Regions from separate parts of the Homo sapiens genome. Here region 1 is linked to region 2. A link is a loop called in an ENCODE intact Hi-C map of the cell type or tissue named here. Cell type or tissue: PC-9. All regions are shown on one strand. Each heading gives the region's core, and the rest is flanking DNA. Links, peaks and the distances in the headings are about the cores only.

What was found. Hi-C counts contacts between places; a loop is a spot of excess contacts. Peaks named below come from ENCODE experiments on the same cell type or tissue, not always from the same donor. Only the 100,000 strongest peaks of a DNase experiment are listed, where the experiment ranks them.
Region 1: it touches region 2 in a loop (2.5-fold over the local background); 4 of 110 quality-filtered maps call a loop at or near these places.

What each region holds. Positions count from the first base shown.
Region 1 is chr9:73,344,054-73,352,324 of GRCh38, forward strand. The region is part of intron 1 of LOC101927281 (a long non-coding RNA gene); the gene reads left to right. Among named protein-coding and RNA genes, the nearest start is that of ANXA1, 200 kb to the left of the region's middle. In PC-9, for the core only: no CTCF peak of the experiment used is centred there; a DNase peak (open chromatin) is centred at 3,908; H3K27ac peaks cover 487 bases.
Region 2 is chr9:73,413,845-73,422,115 of GRCh38, forward strand. The region is part of intron 1 of LOC105376084 (a long non-coding RNA gene); the gene reads left to right. LOC105376083 (a long non-coding RNA gene) reads right to left here. Exons shown (of 7, transcript XR_001746729.1): 5 at 1,823-1,880. Among named protein-coding and RNA genes, the nearest start is that of ANXA1, 270 kb to the left of the region's middle. In PC-9, for the core only: no CTCF peak of the experiment used is centred there; no DNase peak of the experiment used is centred there.

The sequences.
Region 1 (8,271 bases), core at 1,057-6,056, 70 kb before region 2:
ACCTCTTTCTGAATTTTCCTAATTGCATGCCTTCCAACATGGTGCCTTTTAACATTTTCCTCTGACCTAGTGATTTTCTGAAACCTAGTGGTTACATTAGGGACTAGATAACATTCACACTTATACTGTGGCAATAATAGTTCATAGGTGATGTTTGTATTTCCTAGCGTAACACATCAAAAGGCACGTAATTTTTGATTGCATCATTCTTTTTGAGACATTAAAACCAATTAGTAGGTTAAGGTATTGTTATCAGCCTGATGCATTCATAATAATGTTTCCGTCCATAACTCAATTAGGAATTGTAGGTACTGTTCATATTTGTAGCCTGAATCTGTTTTTTGTTGTTGTTGTTGAAGGTTGCAAATGCTTATATTCTAACTCTACATTCTTTCTTCACCTATTTTCTTGAAAATGTCTAAAGGAAAACACTTTCATCATCTAGTTGTTAATACTGAGATGAGTTTGTACAGGGAATACAGGATAAATGAGAAATTTTTCTCCTTATTTACAGATTTTAGAAGAACGAATTGGTTTTTTAACATCTTTCATGGAGATTGTATTTTTTCTTATTATTTCATAGATTTAAATCTATGAAATCCTAGATTTTAAGATATGTAAAGTATTTTAAACACTTATTCATTGCAACTATTATTATAGCTGTTCAAAATATTTTTTCTTTCTTTCTCCTTTTTTTTTTTAGCCACTGAGCTACTTCAACATGGCTTTGTTGATGTAACTCAAAGCCTTCCAACTCTCTCTGTTAAGATCTGTGCTCTTCTTATGTATTTCTTGTCCAACACCTGGAAGCAGCCAGTTTTCCAAAAACTCTGGCTTCTTTAAGAAGAATGTGATTTTTAAAGACCTTAATTTAAGGCTAGAGATGCTCATGTCTACTATATTGTATTGGTCAGTGTTTCCAGACTTTTTCACTGGAAGAGTTTGGAAAAAAAGTGAAGATAAAAATATACCATGAGTTGATATTGAGATTTGATTCCAATATTAATTTGACTTCATAAATACTACATTTCTGTATATTCTAGGGTGAAAACCTTGGATCCTAATAACAGTATATAAGTACTTTTTACTCATCCAATGTGTGTGTGTACAAATGGTTTGCTTGCCAATTACAGACACACATACATATACACTAGCTACAGAATAACAACACTATTAGAAAAAACAGTTTGAGATCTTTACAGCGTTTTTTGTCCTTACCTTGTATCCCATTGGATATGTAAAAATTACTATATTTTAAAATCATTTGATATAATGCCTGTTTGTGCGGTTTAGCCCCCTGATATGTAGTTTATTTCATTTGTTTTCTTTGGCTTTTATTTCATAAAGATTTATTTCTGCTTATATTTCATATAGTTTTTTTGTATGATTATAAGAGCATTTACATGATTCCAAAATCAAAACTATAAAATCAGGGGCAGTCAGAGAAGTCTCCCTTCTAAGCCAATCCCCTTCATTCTAGTCTTCTCTTCCCCTCTAGGTAACCTAATCTTCAAATTAGTTTTTGGTTTATTCTCTATTTTCAATATAAGAATATTCGTATGCAGGGGTGTGCTTTTGTGATTTATGCCCTTTTTAAAGATAGCATACAGTATACACTTTTTGCCACCTTCCTTTTTTACTTAATGATATATACTATGTATCACTCAATAGCAGTTACAGAACTGTTTCTCATTCCTTTTTATAGCTACATAACACTCTATTTTATGTATATGTCATAATTAATTAAACCAGTCACCTATTTATGGATCTTTGGGATGTTTCTAGTCTTTTGCTTTATAAATATTGCTCTCTTCCCACTTGAAACCTTTCTATGGCTTCCCATTGTTTTAAATAAAAATTTGAACAACTTTCCATAGCTTACATGGCCCTGCATATTGGGTTTCTCTGAATTCTCCAACCTCAACTCACACCATTTTCTGTCTGTCTAATTATATTCCAACTTCTCTAGACTTCTTTCCATTTGTCAAATACACTCCAAGATTTATCCATCTTTTAGAGTTTTGCGTTTGCTAGTCCCAGCTAATACTTTCTCAGCACCTATTTTCATGACTGACATATTACACCCTTCACATTAGGGGAATTCAAATGCTACTGGCTCAGAAATCTCTTCTGGAACAGCCCTACCTTAAGTGACACTACTAGTTATTCAAGCTAGTCACCTATTTATTTTTTTCACAACACGTACCACAATCTGTAGCAGCATATGACAGATCACATTGTTATTACTCTATAACATCCTATTGTGTTAGATTATTTGTTCATTTGATGTTTGTCCTCCTCGCCTAAATGTCTTTCTGACTATTGAATCTTTCACATGCTGTATAGTGTCTGACACTATATAGTATGGGCTCAAAAAGCATTTGTTGAACTAATGATTGAATCAATTAATAATATCAAACGTAAAATATGCTACAAATGAAAAAATACCTATAAAGCCTTAGCAGCTTAAAATTGAACAACCTAGCTCTTTTTGTGTACTTCTGTAATGTACCCAAAATTGTATGTCTTTCCCAGTATGCCACGTGTCATGGAATTAATGTTTTGCGACCTCACTTGAGTGTTGTCATACCAGACTGTAGGATCTAAATTTTTTATTGTTTTAGGGATCAAAGCAATAACATTTATCTGTGATGTGTAACTCCAGTAAGCTGTGAGGCCTTTACATTTGTTTTGAGATTCTAGCTAAAGTTTTAACCATAAACCGCAGATCGTCGCCCACAAGTGAGAGAAGATATCAGACATATGGTTGTCCTAACTAGAGAAGTAGTGTTATTTCAGTTTTAGAGATGAAGACTGGACCTCAGAATTGGTAAGCAAGCTGAAAATGTGACATATTAAGTGACTTTGCTGGAATTGAATCTTATGAGTCCTTAATTCCAAATCTGATGTTTTGTGTCTGTATACAGTGAATATGGAGACATAACTAAATAGGATTTTTATAATTTCTGGCCATGTAAAAATTTATAGCTTAATAAGAAACATTAAAAACTTTTATATAAAGTTATATTTGTATAGAGAAAAGTCATCCATTTTGGTGTATTTTCATCTACCTCTATTTACTTAGCCAGGAATGTTCTCAGACTCCATGACTCAGACACCTAAAATTTACTCATGTGATAAATTTTTGACACTCTCTACAGTGTTAAAAGTATTCATAAATACTCATAAGTTTTTGGCCTAGTTAAGCCTTATAACTAACTTAACTAGTTTTGAGATGTTTTCTTTGTTCTGTTACAAAACAGCCTACTCAGCACTACACCATCCTCACGCTTGCTACATCTGTCAATTTTCTTCTACAGTTTCTTGTCAAACTGCCATTTTCCTCAACAGCCTCTATTAGACTCTCCACACCCCACGCCTGCACTGCACAGAAATGGCCTAAAATTCTAAACTGACGGAACCTTTAAATGCTCAGGCACATATATTTTTCTTTATTGCATTTACAGCGAAAATATCCAAAGCATAAAGATTATTTTAACAAAAGGCTATAAAATTTACATCATTTTAAAAATCATAAATCCCATTTAGTTCTGCATAAGGGAATGATATAGCTACCATTATTTATTGACTTCATGACATCACTTATTCTTTTGCTTGGTTAGGACTTTGGTAGAGGCAAATGTTGAAAAATGTAGTCTGTATTTCACTTTATTTCTTAAACTTCTCTAATTGTCTACTATATGTCCACCTGGAAGATGTCATAAACATACAAATGCCCACGCTTCATGCTTGGAGGAGTTGACTGGCCACAGTTGGAATGGATTCTGGGAGTCTGTATTTATAACAAAGAGCATGTGATTCTGATGCCAGGGCCAATTTGGAGTTGTCACAGGTCTAAATGCTCTACTGTTTACTTTCAGAATTCCTTGAAGGTGGGAAATATATCTTTGTCAACTAAAGAATGTCCTAATACTTAATTGTGCATATGAGTCATCTGGGAATGGTGTTAAAATGTAGATTCTCATTCTGTAGGTCTAGGGCAGGGACTGGGAGTCTGCACTTCAGAAAAGCTCCCAGTTGATGCCAGTGTTGTTCATCTGTGGAACACAATTTGAGTGCCTCTTGCCTATATGGCTTTTAGAATAACCTTGAGACATATATATATATATATATGTAGTTCAATTAAATCAGGATCTTTAAGAGGGAGAAGTTAGGGCATAAGTTTATTTAAAACGATTCTCAGGTGATTCTAAATTCACAGGTGATTGCATGTGTAACCAGGGTTCAAAACCAATGTCCTAAATGAAAATGCAAGTGAGAAAGAAAACTAAAATTTCCCTTTTTTAGTTATCAGACTTTTAAAACTCATGCCACTTAAACTCCAGTGGTAGGCAAAGAAAACTTAGGCTGCCTAAATGCATATTTTTTATGCCAAGTAAAAATTTCTGTGAGTTCTTCTCTACTTTAAGTTCAGAGTCCAGGATTCAGGCATCTGCCTTTGTGTGTGTGTGTGTGTGTGTGTGTGTGTGTGTAAAACTACAATCAACTATAGTTATCATAATCCTCTTTTACATATCATTGGTAGGTGAGTAATAGGGCAGATGTCTAGGGGCAGAGCCTTAATATTTATTTTGTGTGACTACAAATACTCTGTGCTAGTGAATTACAAAGACTTGAATTGCTGTCCATGGTCCTGGTGCTGTGACCCACTTGTTTTCCTCAAATATAGTTGTTAACAGGTTGTCAAAGACTTTTATTTATTTATTTATTTTTTACCTTATTGGCTCTTTCTCCATGCCCCTTTCTTATCTATGTATGAAATAAGAGAATATTATATTGTATATATTCTTAAAAGTACCAAAAGAGAGGGAAAGAGAGCTAGAAATATCAGGATATCACGAAGGGTTCTTTAGAGTAAAAGCAAAATAGTACTACCATTTCTCCCTGTCAGCAGAGCATTTCATTATGTGGAAATTTATAGTGACATAGGTAAGCTTGAACATGTCATTGCATATTTTATTTTTCATAAGATTATTCATAAGATTATTCATAAGCTATTAACAGATATTTTTATAGCTGCCACTATTTATCAGAAAATTGCAGTTTTACTTTTTTTTCTATTCAAAAGCAAGTTCTTAAAACGAAATTCAGAATTCTATTTTTGGACATGGGAGTCCTGAACATGCCCTCCTACCACAAACCACTAGAAAACTGTAAAATAGAAGAAAGAACCATTCTCAAACATTGGAAACAGTTTAGGGCTGTTATCCATGATTTAAAAAAAAAAAGGAACATGATGGGCAATATGATATTCCCAGATTTCTCCCTGGAGACATAGTCTGGACCATGACCCGGAAAGGGGGCTCCCAAGCAGAGCACATCAGTCTTGCTAAAATGGGATGACAGCAGTCAAGAGCTTGGAGAGGCTAAGGTAGCTGGTATTTGTAGGACAGAATATGACAAGAAGAGAGAGAAATACAGAAAAGGAGCTTCATGGATCTGTATAGGAGTCACCTTGGGTCTACTGCTGAATATTAATCTGCACAGGCTAGCACAAAATTTTATCAGGCTGGTAAGGAATTACCAAACATATATAAGCTGAACACTTATCAGAGATTACATAGGACTGGGAGATATACAAGTTACAACAAGCCAGATTGGAGACACTTTGTAAGCATGCCTCAGGGCATTCAACAGAGATTCCTGAAGGATAATACTTTAGTATTGGAACAAAGTAACACTAGACGAAAGACATCTCTAGAACAACCACCACAAAGCAAAAATAAATAAATAAATGGCCTCAAAAATATGAGACTGATCCACAAATTACTTAACCGACTGCAAAATAAATTGCAATATTATTTAAAAGAAGGCAACATGCAAATATGTAATTTTACAATATCTGGCATCCAATAAATTATTAATTAAGATCCAAAGAGGCAAGAAGAATGTGCCCTATTTACCGGGAGAAAAATTCAACAATAAAAAGAGACTTATCAACAACAGTAATAATATTAGCAGACAATTTTACCCTAGTTATTATAAATATGCTCAATAATTTAAAAATATAAAAAATAATGTATAGATAAGTAAAAGATATAGAAAGCAAAATGAAAATTCTAGAGCTTACAAATGCAGTATCTCATTTTTTAAACAAAATTCAAATTATTTCCAATATTCTTTACATCCTCTCACCATCCCACCTTGGAGACTTCAACTGAATGTTTGAAATGGTCCCTCAGCTCACTGATGACGTTATCCATTACTTTCATCATTTTTTCTTTCTGCTTTTGATTTTGGTAGTTTCTAATGCTATGTAAGTCCACTACTTTTTCTTCTGTAATGCTTAATCTTCTGTTCATCTCATCCAGTGTACTTGTCATTTCAAACATTGTAATTTTCATATATTGATGTTTGATTTGAGTCTTTTAAGTATTTTCCATGTATCTACTTAACTTTCCAATCTTTCCTTGAATATATGGAATGCAGTTATAATTACCTTTTTAATGTTCTGATATACTAATTCTATCATGTATCATTTCTTGGTTAGTTTCAATTGAGTATTTTTTTCTCCTCGTTATAGGTCGTATTATTTTGTTTCTTATCATATCTTGATTGGATGACAGACATTGTGAATTTTACCCTATTGGTTGTTGGATGCTTTTGTATTTTTTTATTTTAAAATATTTAGTTGACAAGGATTAAATATATTCAAGGTGTACAATGTGATGATAAGGTATACATATATATGTGTAAGGATTACTACAATCAAATTAATTAATACATTAACCACCACTTATGCCTTACTTTAAATTCCCCAGAACTTGTTCATCTTATACCTGAAAGTTTGTACTTTTTGACCAACATCTCCCCATATCCTTTTCCTCCCATCCACTGAAAACCACCCTTCTACTGTCTGCTTCTATGAGTTCAACATTTTCAGAGTCACATATAAGTAATATCATACAGGATTTATCTTTCTATGTCTGGGTTCTTTCACTTCCTATAATGTCTTCCAGGTTCAGACGTGTGTTGCAAATGGTTAGGATATCCTTCTTTTTTATTATTGAATAATATTCCATTATGAATATGTACCACAATTTCTTTATCCACTGTACCATCAATCTTTATCTCTGGATGGAAAATTAGGTTGTTTCTATATTTTGGCTATTATGAATAATGCTGCAATAAACACCAGGATGCATACATCTCTTTGAGATCCTGATTTCATTTCCTGTGGATACATACCCAGAAGTGAGGTTTCTAGACCATGTTGTAGCACTATTTTTATTTTTTTGAGGAAGCGCCACACTGTTTTCCAAAATGGTTGTACCAATTTACCTTCCTACCCACAGAATAGAAAAGTTCCCTTTGTTCCACAACCTAATCAAAACTTGCCTTTTTCATAATAGCCAGCCTAATAGGTGTGGGGTGATATCTCACTGTGATTTTGATTTGCATTCCTCTCATGATTAGTGATATTGAGAAACTTTTCACATACATTTTTTCCATTTGTAGGTCTTTGGAAATATATCTACTGAAGTTATTTGCCCACATTGTAATTGAATTTTGGGTTTTGGTTTTTTTTGTTGTTGTTGTTATTGAGTTGTATGAGTTCTTCCTGTATTTTGGATATTAAATCCTACTAGGACATATGATTTGAAAATATTTTCTCCGATTTAATTGATGCCTTTTTATTTTGTTGATAGTTTCCTTTGCTATGTGGAAACTGTTTTAGTTTGATGTAGTCCCACTTGTTTGTTTTGGCTTCTGTCGCCTGTGCTTCTTTTTTGTCATATCCAAAACATCATTGCCAAGGCCAAAGGCAAAGGGCTTTTTCCCTATGTTGTCGTCTAAGAGTTTTGTAGTTTCAGACCTTACGTTTCTTTTATATGGTACAGGACAAAGTTCCAATTCTTTTCTTTTGCCTGTGGATATCCAGTTTCCTCAAAACCATTTATTGAAGAGACTTTCCTTTCCTCATTATGTATTATTGGTGCCTTGGTATTAGTTAAATATCATTTAACTCTGTTCCTGAATAGCTTAGAAACAGTTTACTTTTCAACTGTTAGGTGGAAATGGACCTGTTCAATCGGGAGCTAATTTTGCCCCATTAATGAGGTAAATGTCTTTTGGGAACGCTCTCCGATGCCTTTTGAGTTATCAGGTTATCTGGTGTGGTTGATGAGAATGGGAACTATTTCAAGTGTGAGTTTCAGGGCTTGATCTCTTTAACCCTTCGGGTGGTTCTATCCCCAGGCTTGGATAGTTCCCTCACATTTGTGCATTCAGCTGAAGACTCTAGAGGAA
Region 2 (8,271 bases), core at 1,533-6,532:
ATATATGTCAATGTAGAAGCTTTTTTTTTCAACATTTTTGGTCCAGAATTGGTTGAATCCACAGACGCAGAACCCAGATAGAGAGGTCAGACTGTAATCACAAAGCTCTAGAAAAATTATCCTGAATTCTTAATTTAAAATAGTATATATTGTTTTGGGTAGATATACATATTTAAAATAATAAATTATGTGCCAAATATAGTTATGATATATTTATGAACCAAAATATATATAAAATGATGCACCAAATATTACACATTGTACATACACATGTTATAATTTGATAGGTCAATTTAAATAATTATTTTTATTTTTCTGTTTTTCATGAGCTTCCATAGATAAGTGAAATTCACAAGCAATATAAATGTATGGTAATACAATCAGGTATTCCTTAACGATGGGGATACATTCTAAGAAATGTGTCATTAGGTGATTTTATTGTTTTGTGAACATCATGGAATGTACTTATACAAACCTGGATGGTATAGCCTACTGCACACCTAAGCTATGTGGCATAGCCTATTGCTCCCAGGCTACAAACCTGTACAGCATGTTACTGTTCTGAATAGTGTAGACAATAATGCATTAGGACAACTGTGACAGCTATAATGGCTGTGACATCACCAGGCAATAGGTATTTTTCAGCCCCGTTATATTCTTATAGGGTCACTGTTGTAAATGTGGTGCATGACTATATATATTTGTTTTATTTGAATGCATACTATTTCCTAGGCTATTTATTGCACCAATATACCCTAAAATGCTGCATTAGGAAAAATTTGAATTATTTATTAAATGGTCATGCTAAGAGGGAGTGTGGAAGATCTACAAAAGCTACAATGCTACTGTAGCTACTATCAACAACTAACCAGGTTATCCTCAAAAGACTCCAAACATGCATTTTCAAATTATCTTAGGAACACAAAATTTAGGAAGATTTAAAATAAAATATAGAATAATACTTACAATAAAATATAGAATAATTCCGTATGTGGGAGCATTAGATTTTTGTCAGAATTTAAATGTCAAAAGACCATATTAAAATATACTAGATTGTTCAGTGAAGATATGCAACAGTATAGTAGAAAAACTTTTGTTGTTTGAGTCTGAAAATAGTATTTAAATTTGACTATTTCAGATACTTGCAGTATCATCATGGACAAATTACATAAAATCTATAAGGTAACATTTGGTCCTCATGTTAATAGATGTCCTCTCTTCAGGATTATTGTAAGGGTCAGTGGGTATTCCAATTTTGTGAGCTATGATGTACTAGGAATCTATGCTTATATTCAATTAAAATTAGAAATTGTAAAATCATAGTGTAAAGTAAGCAATATATTTCAAAACTTAAATATTTCATGATAGAAGTATCTTTTTCATGAAAATAAATATTTTATATCATGTGTTAACTGTCATGTTCAATTAAATATTGGCTGCAAAGATGTAGTCAAAAACACAGCTCTACCACATTGCAGCTACATGACCTTAGTAAAATCACTTATCCTTTCTGAACTTCAGTGTTCTCATTTGCAAGTTTGGGATAAAAAAGAGAAAAGTGGAAAAATTACAATAAAATGAGGCTACTAGATATAAAGACTATATGAAAAAACTGTGCCTGATCCCTTCCACCCTTTCTTCAATTCCTTGGTATGTCAACATTTCCCCATTCTCTTTCTCAGCCTCCTGTTTCCTCCCCATGAGTAGTCCTCCACCTTTCATGTCATGGCTAGAAAACAAAACAAAACGAAAAGACTATTTCCCAGGTCTCTAGGCAAATTCCCCTCACTTTTCCAAAATAGTTCAGCCTAGACATACTTACGTTTTCATATAAGAGGTTCTGTTCCACCTGATAAAGAATTATCTTCAGCCTTTTCTTCCTATGCAAACAAATTAAAGGTATAAAAACAGAGAACATAAAGAGATGGCTTACTTTAAAAAAAAATTCTCTCCTAGATTTTTAATACATGCCTTCTCACTAAATATTCTTGTTTATTATTTGGAAGATTATAAGGCACTACAACTATATATTTTCACAATAAACTTTTTATCCGTTTTCATTCAAATGAGACTTCCTTGCAACTCAATGTAGTATTGACTTTTAGAAGCCAACCAAGAGCAATAAATCAAGGTTAGTGCACGTTATATTGTCCCTTAACCTGAGAGTCAAATGAATCTTCTGCATCATTGCTGATATAATAAATATATTTGAATGTGTTTTACTCAGAAATCAGATGCATTATTATCGCACGTAACAAAATGTCTTTTGCTACACCTCAACATTCAGTATGAGCTTACAAATTATAGAAACATTTTTAAGAAGATTTTAACCTAGTATGAATTACTTTCCATTTTCTTTTATAAATGTTGATAGGAAAGACTAACAAAAAATGTCTTAATAGCCTGTCAGTTGTAATAGGAACATATACTGAATTAAATACGGATTAAGAAGCATAAGCACTGAGTTGACATTAGTAACTAAAGACAGAGAATACTCAATTATGCAATGAATTCAGATTATGTAGGCAATATAGGAAATTATGAGAGAGAAATCCCAAAATATTTTTCCCCTTTTGGCAGCAGAATTTTTAAGTTGTAAATTAATGAGATTGGATTTTATGCTTTCCCCTTCATGTTGTCTTACTTTAAATATCCATAAATCATATCTAATTCTTTTCTAGCCAAAATGAATGAAATGACAAAAGCTTTTAATAATTCATAAAGCGGCAAAAGAAACAACCTAAAATTATATTCAGCAAACAAAGCAGAAATTCTATGATTTCTTCTTTTAATTTATACCAGCATTTTTATGGTAATTATAAAAACATATGTCTAGTTCACGTGATTTATTTAGCTTTAAGTATTTTACAGCGACTCTGACTTTGTGCAGACAGGTAGAACTAAAGTTCATATTTACATTGGGAAAAATCATATTATACCAAATGTTTCGATTGGGGTGAGTGCTTGAGTTTAAATAATAGTGGCTTATTTACATTCCATCACAAATGAATATTTCTTTGGGATTTATTTATTGCTTGGTCTTAAATGAAGCTTCATAGATGTTGGTATAAGCATTACATTTTAATCTTAACAGGCTATGACGCCTGCATTGAACTTTTTCTACTTTGAAGACTACTGTGAACTGAATTGTATCACACCCACCCTTTCCCAGAGTCCCCGAGAATTCACATGTTGAAGCCGTTACCCACCATGTGACTGTTTTGGGAGACAGAGCCTTAAAAGAGGTAATTAAGGTTAAATGAGGCTGTAAGGATTGGGCCCTAATCCCTTAAAACTGGTGTTCTCAAAAGAAGAGGAAGAGACATGAAGAAGCTTTTTCTGAACACTTGTGCATCGAGAAAGTCTTGGGTGGGCAGAGCAAGAAGGTACTGTCTGCAAGTCGAGGAGAAAGGCCTCATAATTACCAAGACTACTAGCACCTTGAGCTTGGACTTTCAGACTTCTAGCCTCCAGAATTGTGAGCAAATACATTTCTGTTGTTTAAGCCACCCTATCTGTGTGATTTTATTATGGCAGCCTGAACTGACGTATGCATGCACTTAGTCTCACTTTTGAGTCTCATCTCCCTCTCTTGTAATTACATTCATTTTAGTATCTTTCACTTACGACCTTGCTGCTTCTTATTTGTCTCTCATATTTACCTGCTAGAATTCTACCTAGGCTTTAAAGCCTATGTTAGATCCACCTTTAAATAGATTTACTTCCTCTTTCCCATGTATTCTCCTCCCCCAATAGTATGTAATCTTTCCTACTTGGAACCCCTTAACACTTTTGATATTTGTTACAATATATCAACTCACATTTTAGCTATTTGTCATTTATCTTATCATCTCTATTAGATTTGTTAAAAATACATTATATTAGTGAATTCTTTCTGCAGGCCTACCATATGCCAACTTATGATTACCTGCTGGGTGTCTTTGTTGCTATGGTTAGGTGGAAGTTAGAAAAAAATGTTATTATTACCATTAGGTAGAAATTAGAGAAAGGCAAATCTCAAGTCAATGTGAGGAAGTTCTTTCTTGCAGCCAAAAGTGCCAAAAAGTAATCAATAGTATTTCTCCATCACTGGAGGTTTTCAGACAAGATGTCAGAGATGGCAGTCAGTCTCTTATGAAGAACAATGAGATCTGATTACCTCCATGTTTCTTTTCAGTTATTGTATACACTGCTTTTAAAGAAAATATTCAGTAATATTTTGTTCTACTTACTTGAGTTGGTTGAGTAGCAGGGTAGCTAACTAGTATAATCCACATGCAATTATCAGCAAATTGCAAGATGTGTAACTAAACAAAGGTAAACAACACACACTAATTTATATCTGACTACACCGTATGACTTTCTTTATGCTGGATCCTTTATGTGGAACTCACGTGAGCTCACTAATGAATTTGCGGGGATAAGAATCAATTCTCTCATTTAGAAAGAAGAAGCTATGTAAAATTTTGCCCCAGATTCTTTACTTAAAATAGTTCCCAGTAGAGAACATTTTCTTTCTAATTTTTCTTCTCACTCCAGCTGCCTAAAAATCCTTTTTTTCCCTTGCTATCATTCTATGAATTATTCTGTGTCTGGCCTTAATATAAAATTTCATGAAACAATGGGATATATAGATATCTTTAGGGATATCTCTGTCTCTATAGATGTACCTACATTTTAATGGAGATTTAGGAATGCAAAGGAAAATATTAGTAGGCTGAAAAGAACTGGCCTGAAGATAACTTTTATGATATTTATATTAAAAAATTAAGCTGATAACTAATGTAAGTTTCAAGTGACCTACTTGACACATCATTTTAAGTTAATTACTAGTTATTCTAATCTTTCATAGCATGTGTGAAAAATGATACAATGGATCATAGAGCCATTACTTGGATGAGTTTTGCATCTTTAACAGAAAACATATTTTAATACAATGTTTACTAAATTAAATTCAGTTTCTTCCCAATTAATCTAGTTTGAGAATTTTATGATTATTGTAACATTCTAATCATTATGTAAAGATTTCACATTTATTCTCTCTCTTCTGAAGGAAGATTATACATCTATATACCCTTTACTATGCAATTTGTCTGCTTTCCATAAAATAAGTATATCCCTACACCCAACTGACTTTGGGCTTGGCTATGTGACTTTGCCTGGTCAATAAAATATGAGCAAAAGGGATAGTGCACCAGTTCTGCGGAAAAGCTTTACTAACCACTGCACATATCTGCCAGTTTCTATTTTGACTATTACTGTGAAGAATGGCATATACTGAGAGAGGCTGCCCCTTTAGCCTTTGCTCCACAATGAGAAAACATGTGGAGTGGGCCTACACTCTCAATCAGAAAACCCAAGTCTGACACACAGCCTTAAGTGGAATTGTAGCTGACTTGAAGACCATCTACTAAGAGAGACAGAAGTTTACTGTTCTAAGCCTCTGAGATTTGGAATTATTTGACTAACACAGAGAATTTAGATATTCTATTTCCTATAATTAAATGTCTAATAAACATAGTCTACTATTTAAGACCTGGCTGTTGACTGGGATTCAAGAGACTTCTAAATCTAGCTTAAATTAATGAATTTATCTGTTTAGAATATTTAAAAATTCAACAAATTATGTTTTTAGGCTACTATCCTTTAAAATGTGACCCTAGAGGCTTCCATTTCTAGGTAAATAGAGTAGATGTACTTAACTCTTTCTATTACGTACAACTACAAACCAGGACATTTTATGTAAAACAAGCATCAGAAGACTATGAAAGATATAGAGAAGAAGGCAGACTGTCCAGAGACCTGGGAAACAGAAGTAACAGTGATAACTACTCTGGGTTTTTATTTTGTCTCCTATATCTGAGACTTGAAGCTAAAGAAACTGGCAACACAGAAATACCAATGAACATAGACAAAAGCCTGCTCTCTCTAGCCAAAGTAAAATGAAAGGGGTAACCAGGCAGAACAAAAAACTTTTAGACAATCACTACTCTAGTCTAGCCAAATATCATAGAAGAAAAATGTCACCCCACCCCTACCACACTAGCCAAGGCCGAGTGAAGAATTTAGACTTCACTCTTGTAAGGTTGTAATGAGGGAATTCAATGTCTCCACTGGGTTTATGTAGGAGAAGGCCAAGTAGGAGTGGGAATTTCATCCCTGCTAGATAGAAACAAGGAGGCTTTCCCCTTTCCCCACTAGAATGGTGTCAAAGGCAACCTAGTGGAGAGTCATAACATTTACTACTGCCCAGTTGTAATGAGGCCACTCTTGCCACCATGTCAGTGGAGACCACATGAGGACCAGGAGCTTCCAATATTCCTGGCAATAAAGGTGAACTTTCCTTACCTTTGGGTGTCAATAGAAGCTAGATTTCTACCACTTTTTGTCAATAACGGGTCAATGTTTCTGTTCCCCCTTTTCCCTGCTAGAATAGAGTGGACAGAATATTCACAACAGAATAGAGTGGACAATGGAAAGGATGAGTAAACTGAAAAATAGTATAATAGAAATTATTCAATCTGAACATCAGAGAAAAGATACAATGGTAGGGGGAGGAATGCAACCTTAGGAACCTATGGGACTTTAACTTTCATATCACTGGAGTCTCAGAAAAAGAAGAGAAAGAGAGCAAGGCTGAAAATGTATAGGCTAATTGAAAATAAAATGATAAGAAAATGATATGCCATGCAAACATTTATCAAAGAAAAGTAGTAGTGGCTATAATACCATCAGATAAAGTAGACTACAGGGCAAAGAAAATTACCAGAGAGGGAGAGAGAGAAGAAAGAGACAGAGAGAGAGAGAGAGAGAGAGAGATTATTTAATGCTAAGTCAATCCACATCACCTAGAAGGAATAGCAGTTCTGATTGCAGCACTGAGCAACAGAGCTGCAAATTGAGACAACTGAAATAAAAAAATAAACAAATCCACATTGTAGTTTCAGACTTCAACACCACTTTCTCATCTATAACTAACAAGAAAATCAGCGATGGTTTAGAAGAACTCAATGACACCATTAATTAACAACATCTAATTGATATTTATACAACATTCCACCCAACGGCACCAAAAAACACATTGTTTTTAAGTACTCAAAAAACATATACCAAGATAAATAATATCTTGGATCATAAAATCAACAGATTTTTAAAATTTGAAATTATGCAGTGTTATCTAACCACAATGAAATTAAAATAATAATCAGTAACAGAAAAATAAAAAAAAATTTTCAAACTCTTAAAAATTAAAGCACATATTTCTAAATAATCCATATATCAAAAAAGAAAATCTTAAGTAAATAAAAGTACATTAAATTGAATAAAAAATATATCAAATTTTGTGGGTCATAGCTAAAGCAACAATGAGAGGGAAATTTGTAACACTAAATACCTACATTAGAAAAGAACAAAAGTCTCATTACAATAATCTAAGTAGCCACTTCAAGAATCTAGAAAAGGAAGAACAAAATAGATATGATGAAAACAAAGAAGGAAATAACAAAGATAAGGGAAGAAATCAATTAAATTGAAAATAGAAAAACAATAATCAATGAATCTAAGAGCTGGTTCTTTGTGAAGTCCAGTAAAATTGAGAAATCTTTAGCAACACTGACAAAGAAGAAAAGAGAGATGACACAAATTATAATATCAGAAACAAAGTGAGATATTACTATGGGTCCTGCAGAATAATCAGAACATACTACAAAGAACTCTATCGACATAAATATGACAACTTATGCAAAATGGACCGGTTCCTCAAATAACAAACTACTACAACTCACCCAATATGTGTATCAGATAAATTGAATAGCCTAATAGCTATTAAGAAAATTGAATGTATCACTTAGCAACTCCCAGAAAAGAAATCTCAAGACCCAGATGGTTTAACTTGGAAAAGTTTACCGCACGTTTAAGAAACAGTTAATGCCAATTCAATTCTACACAATCTCTTCTAGAAAACAGAAGAGGAGGAAACATTCTCCTATTGATTCTATGAAGATAGTCATAACCTGATAGTAAACTAGACAAGGAGAGCACTACCACCACCAAGAACAACAATATCAACAAAAAACAAAACTAAAGATCAATAGCTTTCATGAATATAGACACAAAAGCCTTTAGAAAATATTAACAAATAGACTTAAGCAACACAAAAAAAATTATGTCATGACCAAATGTGGTTTATTTCTAGGATGCAAACTTAATTTAATATTTGAAAATCAATGCTAATCACCATATTCATAGGCTAAAGAAGAAAAATCACATGAT